Regions from separate parts of the Mus musculus genome. Here region 2 is linked to region 1. A link is a loop called in an ENCODE intact Hi-C map of the cell type or tissue named here. Cell type or tissue: heart. All regions are shown on one strand.

Region 1 (8,000 bases):
TGACTATAGCAATGCAATTTTTAAAAATGGCAGGGCATTACGGAAAGTAAACTGATACACTACCTTGACAAGCAAATGATACGCAAATACATATGAAAATTAGCAAAAATAAACAGAAACTCTTAAAGAGGCCTTAGACTTGTCAATATAAAACTGCAAAACTACACTTCTTAAAAGGCTTTAAAGGTATCCTGAGTGAGGTTCACAAAGCTGTAACACTTGTCTTCTGCAATCAGTTTAATTTAATGTTCAGTAGGTTACTTCTCTTCTTATCAATCTTCGTATATGCACTCAAAATGTTAACATATAAGTCAGGCTCTTTTGCTGTTGTCTCTGTGTGAATAAAATAATAAGCAAAGCTGTGATAAAAATGTGTGTTCGAAATCTCAAATTGAAAATGTGGCATGATGCATTTTGTTACTTGGTGTCTCTGATAATTACATGTGATTTGCCTAGGAATGAAAGGAAGAAATATGCCTTTAGTCATGTGGACAGAGTGATGCAAGTTTCAGTCAAGGCTAATAGTAAATTACCATTAAAAAACCATCAAAACAAAACCTAAAGCACTGATCATATGGCCCACATTGTACACAACTTCAGATTGGTGTAGCTCTCGAAGTTTGCAGACTTCTTTTTTTTATTTATTAGATATTTTTTCATTTACATTTCAAATGCTGTCCCCTACACCCTAACCTGCCCTGCTTCCCAACTCATCCACTCCCACTTCCTGGCTCTGGTATTCCCCTGTACTGGGCATATAATCTTCACAAGACCAGCAGATCAAAGAAGCAAGAGGTCTTCTCATGTCAAGAAACACATGTACATACATGGTATTTAAAACAACGAGTTTAAAATTGGAAATGCCAGTTTTGATTTTTTTTTTTTTTTAAGCAAAATTTTTGCATCCTATTTTTGGAAAATTTAAACATGTATTTATAGTGTTAGTAAAATCAGAACTTCTTTACTCCATGTCTCAAATTTTTGGAAGTTTCAGGAAAGTAAATGTGAATCTTAATTATACAGACAAAGCATTCTCTCTTTCTCTCTCCCACTCCCTCTCTCTCTGTCTCTGTCTCTCTCTGTCTCTGTCTCCTCTCTCTCTCAAACATACACATGCACACAGTATGAAGTAAATGTAAAATTTTTGTTTATTATATCCTTCCCATGTGATAGTTTGAGGTTTAAAATTAAGAAGAGGGGATCGAACTTTCTGTAAAGTCAGTTCACTTCTCAGTATCTGCTCTATCCTCAAAGGAGGAAGAGAGGCCTTAGCTAGAGAGTAAAATTTACATTTGTAAGGAGGCAGTTAAGGAAGTAAATTGGTGATATTTTTCCTTTCTCATATAGCATGTGAATGAATTTTTGACCTTATGTAATGTATATGTATCTAATGATTTGATCAGGAAAATATTCATATTCTCCTTTCCTGTTTGGAAAAGAATTTTTGTAATTGCTTTATTTTGTTTTTTTTTTAATTGTTTTTTTTCCACTGAAGATTAATCAAAGAACCACACTGACATAAAGACCATGTGCTCCATAGCTATATTGTAGAAGAAATTTCTGATAGAAATTTCTGATAGATAGCTACAGCTATCTATCAAGGTGACTCTCAGTGTCAAAGAAGGCTACAGAAATTCACCTGTAGATATAACAAGGGTTAACAACTAGACAGCAAGCATTTGTCCAGTAGATAGTGACCCTGCTTCTTAAACTCTTTCTTCATGTCAAACCATACAAAATCATTCAAACTCCAGGGACAGTATTTTGGAGTGGCCTTAGATGAAAATTAGGGCAGTTGAAAAGTAACCACTACAATGACCTGCGAACCTGTTTGACCCACCATGCGCTTCTGGTTGGCTGGATCTTCAAGCAATTTTACTGTCTAGCAGTCTTCAATAAAGGCTTATGAATCTACTAACAATTACATTGTATCATTATGACAGAAATTCTCTCACTCAAATTACACCAAGCTTATTATTTTAGGAATTGAGATTATAAGCAGTCCTTAAGATGTCATCACCTTATTCAGGTGAATAAGCCCATGCCTTTCTAAACCCTATATGGGCTTTTGTTTTTGTGATGGACAAAGATTTTCTGGGGGAGGAGGGGAGTTTTTAGAAGCTAAAACATCAAATATATGTTGTCTTATCTGATACCTATGAAATTTAGGACTGACTTTCATATGAATTTACACATTTGGATATACCTTTATAGAAGTAAAAAATGAGCTGAGACCACAAAAAACATTGCAACTGGAATGGACTCTAGAGTTGATCTAATCAATACATTGTATTTATATATGAGAAGAGGATTAAGAGTAAGAAGGAAAGGGCCTTACAAAATCAGGACTCAGTTTGTTTCATTACCTAGAGTTCAGTGGTTTTTTTTTGTTTTTGTTTTTTTTCCTCCTTCTGGGGAACTAATCATCTACTTTTTAGTTTTGGCAGTAACATCTTTTCTTTTTTGAGACATAATTTACATATCATCAAATCCACCTTTTTAAAGAATATGCTTCACCAGTATTTCATAGCACAAAATTCAGTAATTTTAACTCTCCCTTTGGAGCAGTTTCTAAAATTTTGATACCTACTTATCAGTATCCTACTTCCCCAAAAGTCACAGTTAAGATTTATGAACAAAAGCTTCCACCGGAAACACTGAGAGTCATACCATGATGGTCTGTGTTCTTCATTTTGCTAAAATGTATTTGTTACTTAATTAGGTTCTTGAGAAAAAAATAGGTCATCAACTGTGATGTTGAATATCATTTGTTAGGGAGGAAGGAAAAAACTACAAATAACACAGAATGCAGTATCTGTGTAACAGTTTCAGTTTTTGGTAAAACTATTCTCTCTCTCTCTCTCTCTCTCTCTCTCTCTCTCTCTCTCTCTCTCTCTCTCTCTGAAATTTGCTCTCTTCATCTCTGCTAACTTAGAACTCCCCAACTTCCCATTGCCTCTATTTCTGTAGCTTCTCTCTCCTTGTAGTTAAGCACCAGTGAGGTGCTCTAAAGTTTTCTAAAGTTCTAGAGTTTTACAAATTTTTATTTGTCTATATTAAGTGGGTTTCATTGGACATTTCACGCAATCATCTAAAACACTTTGATGAAAGACCTTAATGTAAAACCTTACAATTTGAATCCACTAGAAGGAAATATCACGAAAACAATTCAAGACACAGGTATACATTGATGTTAATTTTTCTGGAAGAGGTGATGACACACCCTGGAGTGTTTTATAAAAGAGTGAGTTGGATGATAAAGTATATCCCATCCCACATAGCATATTACTACCCTGTTATCTCTTTAGTGCAAATAAGTACTTAAGAATGGTCCAGGGAAATAATGGACACTCTTGATCTTCCTATTTGTGGTGGCAGGCTTTTTTCTGCACGTAACAGCTCACATTCCAAGGCTCTGGAAGTAGTTTGGTAACTCTGTGTTATGACTGAACCAAAAACCTACTCTGTTTATTTGAAATCCCAGAATTACTATCTAATGTATCTAACCTCTTGGATCTGCCCTTCTAGAACACTTGGCACATAGGCAGGATCTGCAACTTCTCTGATGTTGGCAGGGTATTTTACTATGGGCAGCAGACTTCTGCACTTCAAAATTCTTTTCCTTAACTGTCTGGCTTTTTAACAATTTCACCTGCTCTCTTGCAAGATGAGAAAGCCATAAGAGCTATGTGCCAACAACAATGTTAAATTACTGTTTTAGTGAATCCAATGTAATTTTTTTTTTGTCCCAGGTGCCTGTAAAACGATAGCACAAAGAAAGTTCTTTGGAGCTGGAGGTGGAGACATGTGCCTCTACTCTTAACACAAAGATCTAGACAGAGGGCTCAGGCAGAAAGCCATTCTTAAGTACACACTCAGTATGAGGCCAGCCCAGCCTACACAAGAGACCCTGTCTTAAATAAATCTAGGAAGGATTGTTCATTAAAATATCTACAATTTTTTTAAAAAATAAGAGACAAAAGACATTGTCGGTTATTTCGTTTTCAAATTTGCTACATGCTATAAAAAAGAGAGAGAGAGAGAGAGAGAGAGAGAGAAATGATGGGGCTTATGGAGTGGGCTAAAGAAGGAAGATTGAAATTTTGGATGTCACAACAAATAGTCTGAATAGAAGGCCTTATGTATTCAAATGCTCAGCATAATTATTTAATGGCCCATTTGAATATGTCTTATTAACCCTACTAAAATATTATGTCTATTAAGCTATTTGTGTGAAATTTGTATCGCTCAACAAATTTACACAAAGTGCATAAGCAGTTTTGAAAATTTCTATAGAAGATGAAACCAATGCAATACAATTGTAGATTGTAGATGATTGTAGATAATGGCAAAGACACACTCTAACTACAGCATACAGCCCTGCCATGTGAGCTCCTATGTCGTGAGGATGTTATCACTTTCCTTCGGGTTCATGAGGAAATGCAATGGCATACTGCAGATGCTGAAGAACAGTATAGGGATGCAGGTGCTGGAATGAATGTAGAGAAGCTGGATTCTAAGAGTAAACAGACATTTAAGCTGGGTGAACAGAAGTGGAAGGAAACTCTTCATCAACTGGCTGAGGACAACCTTGTTTCTAGAAATACAGGTGTTGCTATGTCAAAGAGCTACCACACAGTGGCAGTGTTTTAGAGCTTAACTAAAGTTAACAATTATATTCAAAAGTCCCCAATTCAGTCTTTAAAAAAAAGACAGGATAGACGGTTCTGCAAAACACTGACCAGAACCAGAACCTCATATGTAGACAGACACACTTGTATGAAGTTTACTTTTCTATGAGAAAATCTCAAAAAAGTATGCAATGGAACAAGTAGATACTCATTTATCTGAAAAAATTAAAATACAGAATCACAAAACATCTGTAATTAACACTGCACCATAAGCATCTTCAGTTGGTTGCCAGGAAACCTGGTGCACATCAATAGTTTTAGCTCGTAAATATAGATCACATTTAACTGTAATGACTACAAAAGTGTCTTTGGACATTGCACACACCTAGAATTTGAGAGAGAAAATTCCGGGAGAGATGGAAGTCACAGAATAAAGATGAGAACACTTCCATTTGCATTTATGGTAATGATACTGGCCCGGTTTCACCTGGAGACTGTGCTAGTCAAGAAACTAAGCTGCAAGTCCCTGAAGCGACTGCATAGCTTGTAGTGGTCATAGTGTACTGGAAAGACAATCATTGGAGTTTAGTGTCTGTCAATGAAGAGGAACCCAGACAAAAACTCCAAGAGAAGGAGCAGAGCAGCCATTAACAGACATGTTTTCGTTTCAAGTCTGAAATGCTGCCTCCAGTCAGCTCAGACCCTCATTAGACTGTATTGATTTGCCCCTGCTTGCCAGAGGATAGTCAGAGGATAATCGAATCCTCTTTGAGAAAGACAACATCATTCAAAGCCCGTGCAATATTTTAAACGTTATGTCTGGCACTCCATCAAAACTTACGAGGCTTAGCGAAAATAAGACCAAGATGAGAAAGGGGGAAAAGATGGGCAATGGGCACACATACAATCTAGATAATGAATTTGTCAAATGAACTTGAAATTAATTGGAATACTCAAGAGAGGAAAAGGGTGAAGTGGAGATAAGTTTAGCAAGAGACTAGAATCTGAAAATAATAAGGAATAAGATTAAAAATCCAGGAATAAAATGACCAAGTGTTCAATTTAAGCACTACCTTCATTATACCTCCACCACCACAACAACAAACAGTCAAAGCACATAGGGTAGTCAAATAAAGATGGGGCTTGAAGTAGGTGGGAAAATCACAGAATTTAAATCAACACAATTTCAGAAAAAGTAAAAAGATAGAAAAGTAAATGAGAGCATCAAAATTTAAGAATACATGGGTCAGCACTCATACAAGGTATGGGGGGAGAGAGGAGAGAGAGAGAGAGAGAGAGAGAGAGGGAGACTTATTAGGAATCATTAGAAGTCCATATGGGAAGAGTATACAGAGATAACAAATTTAAAGCGCGCGCGCGCGCACACATACACACACACACACACACACACACACAAACACACAAACCTAGTTGCCTCTACTGAAAGGAAAAATACCTATTTCAGTTACAGATGTAACTCATTATTTTCTAATGGTCAAATATTTCAATAGGTAATTTTTTTCAAAAAGACAGTCCAACTAACCAAAACTTTTGCAAACAGTTCTCATTAAAATCAATGACGGTTGCAGGATTTTTTTTTATCACACTGTGAATCCCGAGATTGTTATTTACTGGAAAAACAAAACAAAACAAAACTGCTTCTACTTGTGGTATGGATTAGCCCTTAGCACACATCTTTAAACCCAAAAACTAAAACTAAAGTTAGTTTGCAAAAGGAAGACCATGTTTTTTAAGTGGCAGGAAAAGTGATGAATCAGAGAAAGATTTGAAAGAGTCGGATTTGCCCAACTCTCCTGAGAAAAGCGAGGAAAGGAAGCTACTTAACAGAGCAGTGCAGAGAGAGAAGGGGGGCGGTGCAGAAGGAAGCAAGGAGGCACTTTTACTGGGAGAATCTTACAGAGGTGAGTTGAAGAGAGAACAATCTAGACACAGGTAATAAAAAGAACAAGCCAGAGAGTGAGAAGGAGCTAGAAAATTAAAACACATTGCCAAGAGGCCAAGCAGAACAATCCATGGGAGGCTGAGAGAGAATCCAGACTGAATCAATAAGCCTAGAAAGGAACTTAGAGCCATAACAGCAGAGTTGTACCAGCCAGGAAGAAATCAGAAAGAACTAGGAAGAGATGAGCTTAGTCGGCAGTAAGCCTCAGAGGCCGAAGACATTCTAGGCATAGTACAACGGCAAGAAACTTCATGGCCTAAGCCTAGGTAAGCAGTCAAAGAAAGTAAGCCTCAGAGAGGACAATTGCTTCATGAGAATAAAACACTGTTACAAAGGACATAATTCTTCAGAAATAACTATGATAAAATTATTTGCACATAGAGAGATAAATCATAAAGCTGAAATAAACAGAGGATAGAAGAAACCCGGTTGAACTTGAACTTTATGATTCAATTATTCTTCTATTTTGAGTATTCTAAACAGAAACCTATGTAATTTGTGCCATGGAATCATGTACCAATCACAAAAGGCCGAACTGCACATGGAGTGTGCTTATCAGCACTAAAATGACTGTACAAACTGAGAAGCATTTAAATATTCAATTACTCTGAAGGGGGAAGTAGACAACAAACCTCCATTCTGAGAAATAATGTGAATACATTTCTTAAGTAAAATTGAAGGAACAAAATCAAAACATTCTAAGCTTTGTTCATTGATGGACACCAGATTCAACATCAAGCCAGTGATATCCATGATGTAAAGAAACTGAAAGTTTATTACCTTTAAAGAGAGATGGTGCCACCTAAAGCTGGTGCTATGAAGTATCATGGTAGTAATAGTGCCCTGACTATTTTATTTTTATTATTATTAATTTGTATTTATAATACATTTTTTATTCAATACATTCTAAGGTTTTTCCTTCCTCAATGCCTCCTATATCCTCCTACTTCCCCGTCCACCCAAATCCTTTCTCTCACTAGAATATAAACATGATTTAAAAAATAAACAATGGGAATAAATTGAAATTAGGATGAAATAAAAACAATTGGACCAGAGGAGCACAAAACAAAGAGAGAAAAAAAAAAAAGAGCCAAAGGAAAAGCCCAGCAAACACTGATAGACTCTGAGACCTGGTTTTATAGAGTGATAGTTAACACAAGTATTTGTCCTTTGTATAAATTCCTTAACTTAATGTGGACATTCCTTCTTTGAATTTCATGTATTTGTACTTGATGTTATCAATTCCTTTATCTTTTAAGTCATAATGTAATTCTACTGGACTCTCATTAATCACTGACTTGTTCCTTGCCTCACATTAATAATCATCATTAAATAGGAGAATGTGCCTAAGTTTAAGGTCACAGGTTGGCATTTATGCAAAGTGGGCTTTGAAAATAGGCTGCCTG
Region 2 (8,000 bases), 1.2 Mb after region 1:
GTGTATGGTGGTGATGGGATGAGCAGGTCTCTGAATGAATAATCAGTGATGTTACTGAAAACCACAGGGCACGACGTAGATGGAGTGGCTAGATGTGAGGGGACTGATTGCGGTGGTGCCCCATCAGTCCAAGGATGCTCAGGCTGGGCTCTCTCTTATTTATGTCCTTTAGCATGCAAAAGCAGTTAAATCCACTGGTAAACACTCTCTGCATTTCATTCTTTAGCACGAAAGTCAGGGAAAGACAGAGCAAGATAGTAATGGAATGTATTTTTGCAGCAATTCATGTGACTTGTGTGTTGTGCTCTAGCTAGGAATTTTGGACCTAGTAATATGAAGGGGACATATCTTCTCTTAATGCTCACAGTTAATAACTCTGAGAAATATAGCCCAATTAACCACAGAGAACAATTGCATTGTAACCTACCCATACATGTGCCCAAATCTGATCTCAAGAATCCAGTCTCCTCCTATCCTCAGAGTCTTTCCAGCATTGTCTATTAAGGTAAAAGACTACTTCACACTGCACATTAGATTTAATTGGCTGCTTAATTCACGTTAGACTTATTATTTGTTTGTGGCTCCCTATCTACCGCCTTGAATTTTCTTTCTCATGAGCAAGCACACATGCATTTTAGCTTAATGAATCCCAGTGACTACAAAAGGCAATCTTTGGTTTTGGTGCTCATCATAGATTTTGAATGGAGTTACAGTGACTGTACTCACACACAGCATGTGCATGGTAAGCAAAGTGTTATGTGCTGCACACAAGGGTGCAAATAAGACGTTTAAATCATGTTAAAGGAGACTTTAGACTGGCTTCTGGAAGCCTCAAAAATGTTCCAAACTTCTACATAGAATCTTTAAGTTGGTAACCTGTCAGCACCCCAAAGCTGAGTCTTGGCCAGCAGAACTGAGTCCACACACCTTTAAAAATAAAATAAAATAAAATAAAATAAAATAAAATAAAATAAAATGAAATGAAATGAAATGAAATGAAATGAAACAAAATAAAATAAAATAAACAACAACAACAATAACAACATAAAGCCCCCAGAAAATGGTAGAAAGACAGCTAAGGAAGACCATGTGTTCACCTTCTGCCTACCTGCACTTAAAAACTGAGACAACTCTGCTGTAAAAAGTGAAGATGATTTTTCCAAGATTATGTAAGCAATTTAAAGTGATAGTTCGAAGAGTCTTCAGCATTTTATATCCAGGGCCCCATGTGTTTGAGACTCCTGATATTTTTGGTTTCTTGAGGCTGGAATGTGTGTTTGGTTCTCTAACTCTGCGTTTGTGTCAGCAGTCACCTATCCACCAGGCTTCTTTAGCCTGATTACCTAGTAAAGTGGAAATGGAAGCTTTGCTATTCGGAACTGAATCCTGTGACTTCTTGTTACTCCTTCAAGCTAAGTTTGGCTGCCCTCTGATTTAGAGCAATGCACTGCTTTTCATGTTAAGAGATTAAAACATAATATCTTTTATGGAATGGTCCAGGTATGGCCTTTGCGACCAATCTACATCTCCAGCCTCACACTACTTCCTTCTCTGATCTTTATCCAAATGCAATAAGAAACACTGAGGAACACATAGGCAGCAGACAGGAGCCTTGAAATTACCTCAGCAATTTGTTCTGTGCCCTTGAGTAAACCTCTTAGTTGGAGTCTAGGTTTGCAGATGTGTAAAAGAGGAAGTGGTCAGACACAAAAGGAGGTATAGAAATTGATGGAGAGTTAAATAAGAACTGAATCAACTGAGATAACTAATATGAATATACTAATGTTTTATTTTTTTTCATGAACTTTGGCTTAATTTTCTTTCATGCAGTTGTATCTCAGGTACCCAGACTGGTCTCTGACTCACTATGGAATTGAAGATGACTTGGAGCTTCTGACCCTCCCGTCTTCATTTCCTGAATGCTGGGATTATAGGTCTATCCCTCAATGCCCACCTATGTTCATATTCTTTACAAAAATAAGTATGTCTTGATCACTCCAGTCACTCTGGCAGTTCATATTCATTCTTAGAAGACAAAAAACAAACAAACAAACAAGCAAACAAGCAAACAAAAAAATAGGTTATTTCTTCTAGTTTGCTGAAATTAGCTTAATTTTTTCCTTTATCTCCCAAGGTAGCATTAATTACACTCAATACTCTTTCATATTTTTCTGTACTTCTGTACCTGATCAACATTTACATATTGCAGGCACACTGATTGTTTGAATCAGTACTTTACATAGATATTCTTTTCTACAATAATGGAACTGAATGGAGTTCTAAAACAAGTGGCTAAAGACCTTTCAATGGTAGTTTCCCCCAAAAAGACTGGCCAGCTCTGTGATGGCCTTTTTAAAAGTTCATGTAACTGTCTTAGAGGGCTGGAATGAAAACCAATGGCTCACACAGAGCCCTATAGAGAATAGAGTCTAACTACATCTAAGAAATATTACTAGGTCAATGTATAGGCTGACATATATAAACGTGGTTGCTTTTCTCTTATAGCTATTTTAGGATGATTTTAATTCCATATGTTGATAACTATCAAAGATGACCATGAAAAAGAAAACAAGCAAAAAACATGACTTGTCTTCCCAGGGAATGAGAAGGCAGCACAGCAGTGTATATAACATATAGCTTTCACTTTTGTGGAATCATTGTACTCCTATTTCAACAATGCTGTATCCCCAGCATTAAGCTAAAATTGACTCATGAAGATCAAACACCACAGACATGCAAATTTTGAGTTCTGCACAAAAAAGGCATATTGAAACCAACATAGAATGGTCGAGGAAGAAACATCTTTAATTATCTAACATGCCGTTGTCATTTCCAACTTTCCAGTGTAGATTATAAATTAAAAGTGAACAAACATACTTAGAAATGCTATTAACCATATCTTGAAACAGATTTTTTTTTAAATTTGAAAACAATGATAATGAGAGGAAAGAAGTTGAAAAGTGTGACCAAAGTTCACCAAATGGATTCATTTTTAAAAGCACCTTCGTGTGACTTGGCAAGAGACTAAAGTGTAGGTATGGTGACCATGGCTCAGAGGTCAGAAACCCTCAGCTATTTTGCAGTTAGAGTTTGTTGCTGTTTTGAAGTGAGCCTGTAGCACCATCTAGAGGCAGCTGGCGATCCTACACACAGAGGGAACAAAAGGAAGCTCACCTATTTAACTAGCAGTGGTAAAAACAGGGCTGTGCATTTCAGTATAAAACTCCTTACAGAACGCCTCTGGAGGAACTGCATCCCACTCCCATTAACCTACCACCACAGAGTTCATTACACGCAGAATCCAAGGCTCCAGAAGCGAAAGCTTCCCTCCTAACTTCCCCACGGAGAGCAGAGTTGCTGACTTTCAAGTAAGTTTAATGCATTCTGCACGTTGTAAGGGAATCCTGCCATGTCTCAGACTTCGTGTCAGGTTCTGGGGAACAGAGCCAAAACTATATTACTATTTCTCTATATCCCCTAGCCCGCATATCCATAAGTAACCACATGTATAACTTTTCTCCTATATTATACTTTGGGAAATTTCCTAGGTGGTAAGAGCAGAAACATTTCAAAGCAGTTGCTATATTTCAAAACACTTTTCCACAGAGAACCACTAGTGTGTGTTAAATGAAATCACGGATTCAAATAAGGTTAGAGCGTCAAGGAACCGTACAGTGTTAAAACACAGAACAAATTGTGGTATAGAGAAGTTACTCGGATTTCTCTTATTACAAGCATAGCTATATTGTATTGGCCGAGGACAATGCATTATATTTTAACATATTTATCTGGTTTTCATGACAGAAGTGTACCACTAACTAGCTTTTAAACAGAAGTCCTGATGTTTAAAAATACTAATATTTTAAATTCACATGAATTAGGTCTAATTGCCATAACTTTATTGAAGATATAAATTTTAACTAAAATATATTTACATATAATTCTGTTAATACACAAATTCCAAATTTGCTAACTTCCACACTTCATTCCAATCTTTTACTATTTACATCATATGCATTGATGATGGAGGAATGGCTATTGAAAGTGTGCCTTTTTAACTAACTTGGAATCCATCATATTAACGTCTTCACATCTGCATGGCCTTCTTGGTCCAAGAAAGATGAAAATCATAAAATTCAGTGTATTTCAGTGCTCTTTCCATACCAAGAAAATTTGAGCTGAAAATACTATTCTTCATGCACTGAAAACAATTTAGCTTCTGTTATTTCTCATTTCTATAATTTCTGTCTTAATATTTGCTCGGTTATTTATATGTGAAAGACAGACAGACATACAGGCAGACAAAGAAAGGGATTAGGATTTCTGAAGGAAATTTGTGTAAATTATCATTGCCAATAAAATTATTCATTAGATCCTTTATTCTCCCTTTAATTCTTATAGAAAATTTCTGTACCATATTTTAAGCTTGTGAAGTCATGAATTACCCTAACATTTTTACCTTATAAATACTTCTAATTTGCTTATAAATCTCTCCTGGGGTCATGATTATGTTCTTATATAATGGTATCCTTTGTATAAAAGCTGTCAAGGACCCTGACCGAAGATCAGCCAAAATGCACATCTATCATTCGTGATTTAGTTTCATGTACTGTTCAAAAAAAATCTTATTTTAACCTCAGGTCCATGAGATTACCCAATTCTAACACATCTGTGGTACTTAAAGCTCTTTGGGGGCTTGTCTTTTTCTCCTGATGAATGGAGGGTAGGTCAACTAAGATATTACCTTTCGTGTGGCATGCATTTCTTAACTTCAAGTTGTGGTCTATGTCCATTATCGGGAATTTTGCAGAGCCCTGTGAATTCTGCCATTATAGTAGCAGAAGACACAAGAAAGTAAGATATCAATTTTAATCTAAGTCTTGAAATCCAAAGAGTTTATGATCCTAACATTTTATCAACATAAGAAACTACATGCCTAAAGAGCCAAGGCTACAGTAAACTCTATGCTTCCTTGTTATAATATGAGTAGCTAATTGCTAGCTGTGGTCATAAATGCACCAGTCTACTTATCTTTGTTCACCCGAGGAGTAGTAGTCATTAATATTTGAGTAGAAGTTTCTGTATTGTTTTGCATCACTAGGACTTGTATCAAGCGTCTTTCTTCTAAACACAAGCCAGAGACTCTCCCACTGAGCTTTTTGTCCAGCCTCTAAATACTTTATTTACATAGTCAAACTTGTTAGAAAGATGATGTGACAAAATTTTATCAGCAATTAATTTTTCTAAAGTAAATGAGTTTCGACAACAGATTTAAAAATGAAAATGAGAAAATTTAAGGAGATATTTAATTGAGAGTATGTGGTTGAAAATTTAGTCACTTTCCAAAATAATTATAAAAGTTTCGTGTAGTGAACACTGTATCATTTGTAAATTTGTCTCATTTATTTTAAATGTGAAAATTAATGTAATAATGGAGAAAATCCATGTTTGCTTTATTGACATGATTTGAGCCTATATAGAAGCCAAGTGTTTTTTTTTGTTTGTTTGTTTGTTTTTTGTTGTTGTTTTTTTTTATCAAATTCACTTGCAGGCAACCATATTAGTATTTTTTTTTCTACACATCCTGTGAGAAGGGCAATGTTTCAATCACTTCTATTTAAAATGTGACTCTCTAAAACATCCCAGCAAGCTGTTCTATCTAAGGCTGGGCTCTCTTTCCCTCAACCAAGAATAGGAGCAAGTGAATCCAAGCACAAGGTTGGAAAATGTCTTCTGACATAAATTTGAAAAGAAACACCTTGCTGGTACTTTCTTTCTTTGAAAACCAAAAGTTTTAGATTTGAAAGCATCTTGTTTATTGTTTTATTTAGATTTTACCTGGCTATGATTTTGATACAAATGGTAATTGGAGTCATCACTGCAAACGTTGCTTGCTGTTCAATTCTACTTCTCAATCTTTATATTCTCCTTAATTTTATGACTCTCTCTATATCTCTCTCTTGCTCATACACACACACACACACACACACACACACACACACACACACACACACCACACTCCACACGTCTTATCTCTCCATAGGTACTGTTTTATATGCATATCATCAATTTGATATAAATCATCAATTTGAGAATGTACAGTAAACAATAAATATGTCCATGCTTTCCTCATATTACTTTATAAGGAATCTAGTATTATAATAGCATAGAAAATCCCTTATTAACAGACTAAAGGAAGATCAAGTCAAACACTGGAAAAGAATAATGCAATCAAGGCAAGAGATGCATAGAGAGTGAAGATATAGGTGTTTGAACTCACTTAAAAGTGGATATAATCCTTAAAGTAACCATGCTACAATCCACAGATCCAAAGACATTACAAAACAAGGAAAGTTGATGGGAGAATACTTGAATCTCATTCATAAGGAGAAATAAATTTGTCATCTGAAGTAGATGGGGACTTCCAGTGGAGGGAGGGAGACACAAACTCACCCACAAAACCTTTGACCCAATATTTGTCCTACCTACAAGAAATGGAGGAATAAGCATGGAGCTGAACTTGAAGGAATGGCCAAACAATGACTGACCCAACATGAGGCCCACACCATAGAGGAGAACAAACACTTGCCGATAATTATGATATGCTTGCAGACAGGATCCTAACATAATTATCCCTAGAGAGGCTTCATCCAGTAGATGACGGAAATATGTGGAAGAGTCTGGTGAAGAAATGAGGGAGGTGAAGTGGTAAAGGGCACCACAAAAAAAAAAAAAAAAAAAAAAAAAAAACCCTACAAGCCAACTAACCTGAGCCCACAGGGGCTGAGATACTCAATCACAACCAATGAATATGCATCAGCTGGACCTTGGTGCCTTCCATATATGTAGCAGATTTGTTGCTAGTTCTATATGTGGGTCCTTTAATTATTGAAGTGGACTTTCCTGCATGCCAGGAAAGCAAGAGACTCCCAGGACCCAACTAGGATGACATTAGCTAAAATTCCCAACAAAGGGGTGAAAGAACATATAGAAACCATATCCAGAGGCTAGGCAGGCCAGAAGTTGAGGGATGGGGCCACACATCCATCTCAAAAATATTAACCTAGAATTGCTCCTGTTTAAAGGAAATACAGGGACAAAAATTGGAGCAGAGACTGAAGGAAAGGCCATCCAGAGACTATCACACCTGGGGATTCATCCCATATGCAGACATCAAACCCAGTCACTATTGCTGATTCCAAGAAGTGCTTGCTGACAGGAGCTGTTTCCTGAGAGGCTCTGCCAGGGTCTGAAAAATACAGATACCTTGCAGCCAACCATCAGACAGAGCATGGGGACCCCAATGAGGGAGTTAGGGGAAGGACTGAAGAAGCTGATGCTGTTTGCATCCCCATACGAAGAAAAACAGTCTCAACCAACCAGAATCCCCCAAAGTTACCAGGCACTAAACCACCAACCAAACAGTACACATGGGAGAACCGATGTCTCCAGCTGGGTATGTAGTAGAGGATTGACTTATAAGGTATCAGTGGGAGAGAAGGCCCTTTGTACTGTGAAAGCTTGATGACCCAGCATAGCAGAATGTTAGGGCAGTAAGGGGGAGTGGGTGTGTGGGTAGGGGAGCATCCCATAGAAGCAAGAGGGAGGTGGGATGGGATAGGGGGTCTGCAGAGGAGGAACTGGGAAGGGGGCTGACACTTGAAAAGTAAATAAATCAAATAATCAATTAAAAAATAATGGAAAAATCATTGGAGTAGGGATTATCTCTGTCTCTGTTGTGGGCTTTTGAATCACGTTCTACTAGCTCGGCTGACTTGCCTGTCATCAGTGGGAAAGGATGTAGTTAGTCCTGTTGTGACTTAATGTATCAGGGTATATGGGTAAATATGAGTGTGGCGGGGTGTAAGAGTGGGTCAAGAAAGGGAGGAAGGAAGGGTGCTACAAGCAGGCTGTGAAGTTAATAAATGAACAAATGAATGGAGAGGAAAGGGGAATTAAACTAAACAGAATTCTTGATAGGAGAATCACTTTAGGCTGAG

Evidence for each region. Hi-C counts contacts between places; a loop is a spot of excess contacts. Peaks named below come from ENCODE experiments on the same cell type or tissue, not always from the same donor. Only the 100,000 strongest peaks of a DNase experiment are listed, where the experiment ranks them.
Region 2: a loop joins it to region 1, with 10 times the contacts of the local background. A loop is called at or near these places in 9 of 42 quality-filtered maps.

The regions. Positions count from the first base shown.
Region 1 is chr8:99,599,903-99,607,902 of GRCm38, forward strand. All of the region lies in intron 1 of A330008L17Rik (RIKEN cDNA A330008L17 gene), which reads left to right. Among named protein-coding and RNA genes, the nearest start is that of A330008L17Rik, 190 kb to the left of the region's middle. In heart, a CTCF peak has its summit at 4,658; no DNase peak of the experiment used is centred here.
Region 2 is chr8:100,769,790-100,777,789 of GRCm38, forward strand. No RefSeq gene overlaps it. Among named protein-coding and RNA genes, the nearest start is that of Gm39232, 47 kb to the left of the region's middle. In heart, a CTCF peak has its summit at 3,135 (motif pointing left); no DNase peak of the experiment used is centred here; H3K27ac peaks cover 190 bases.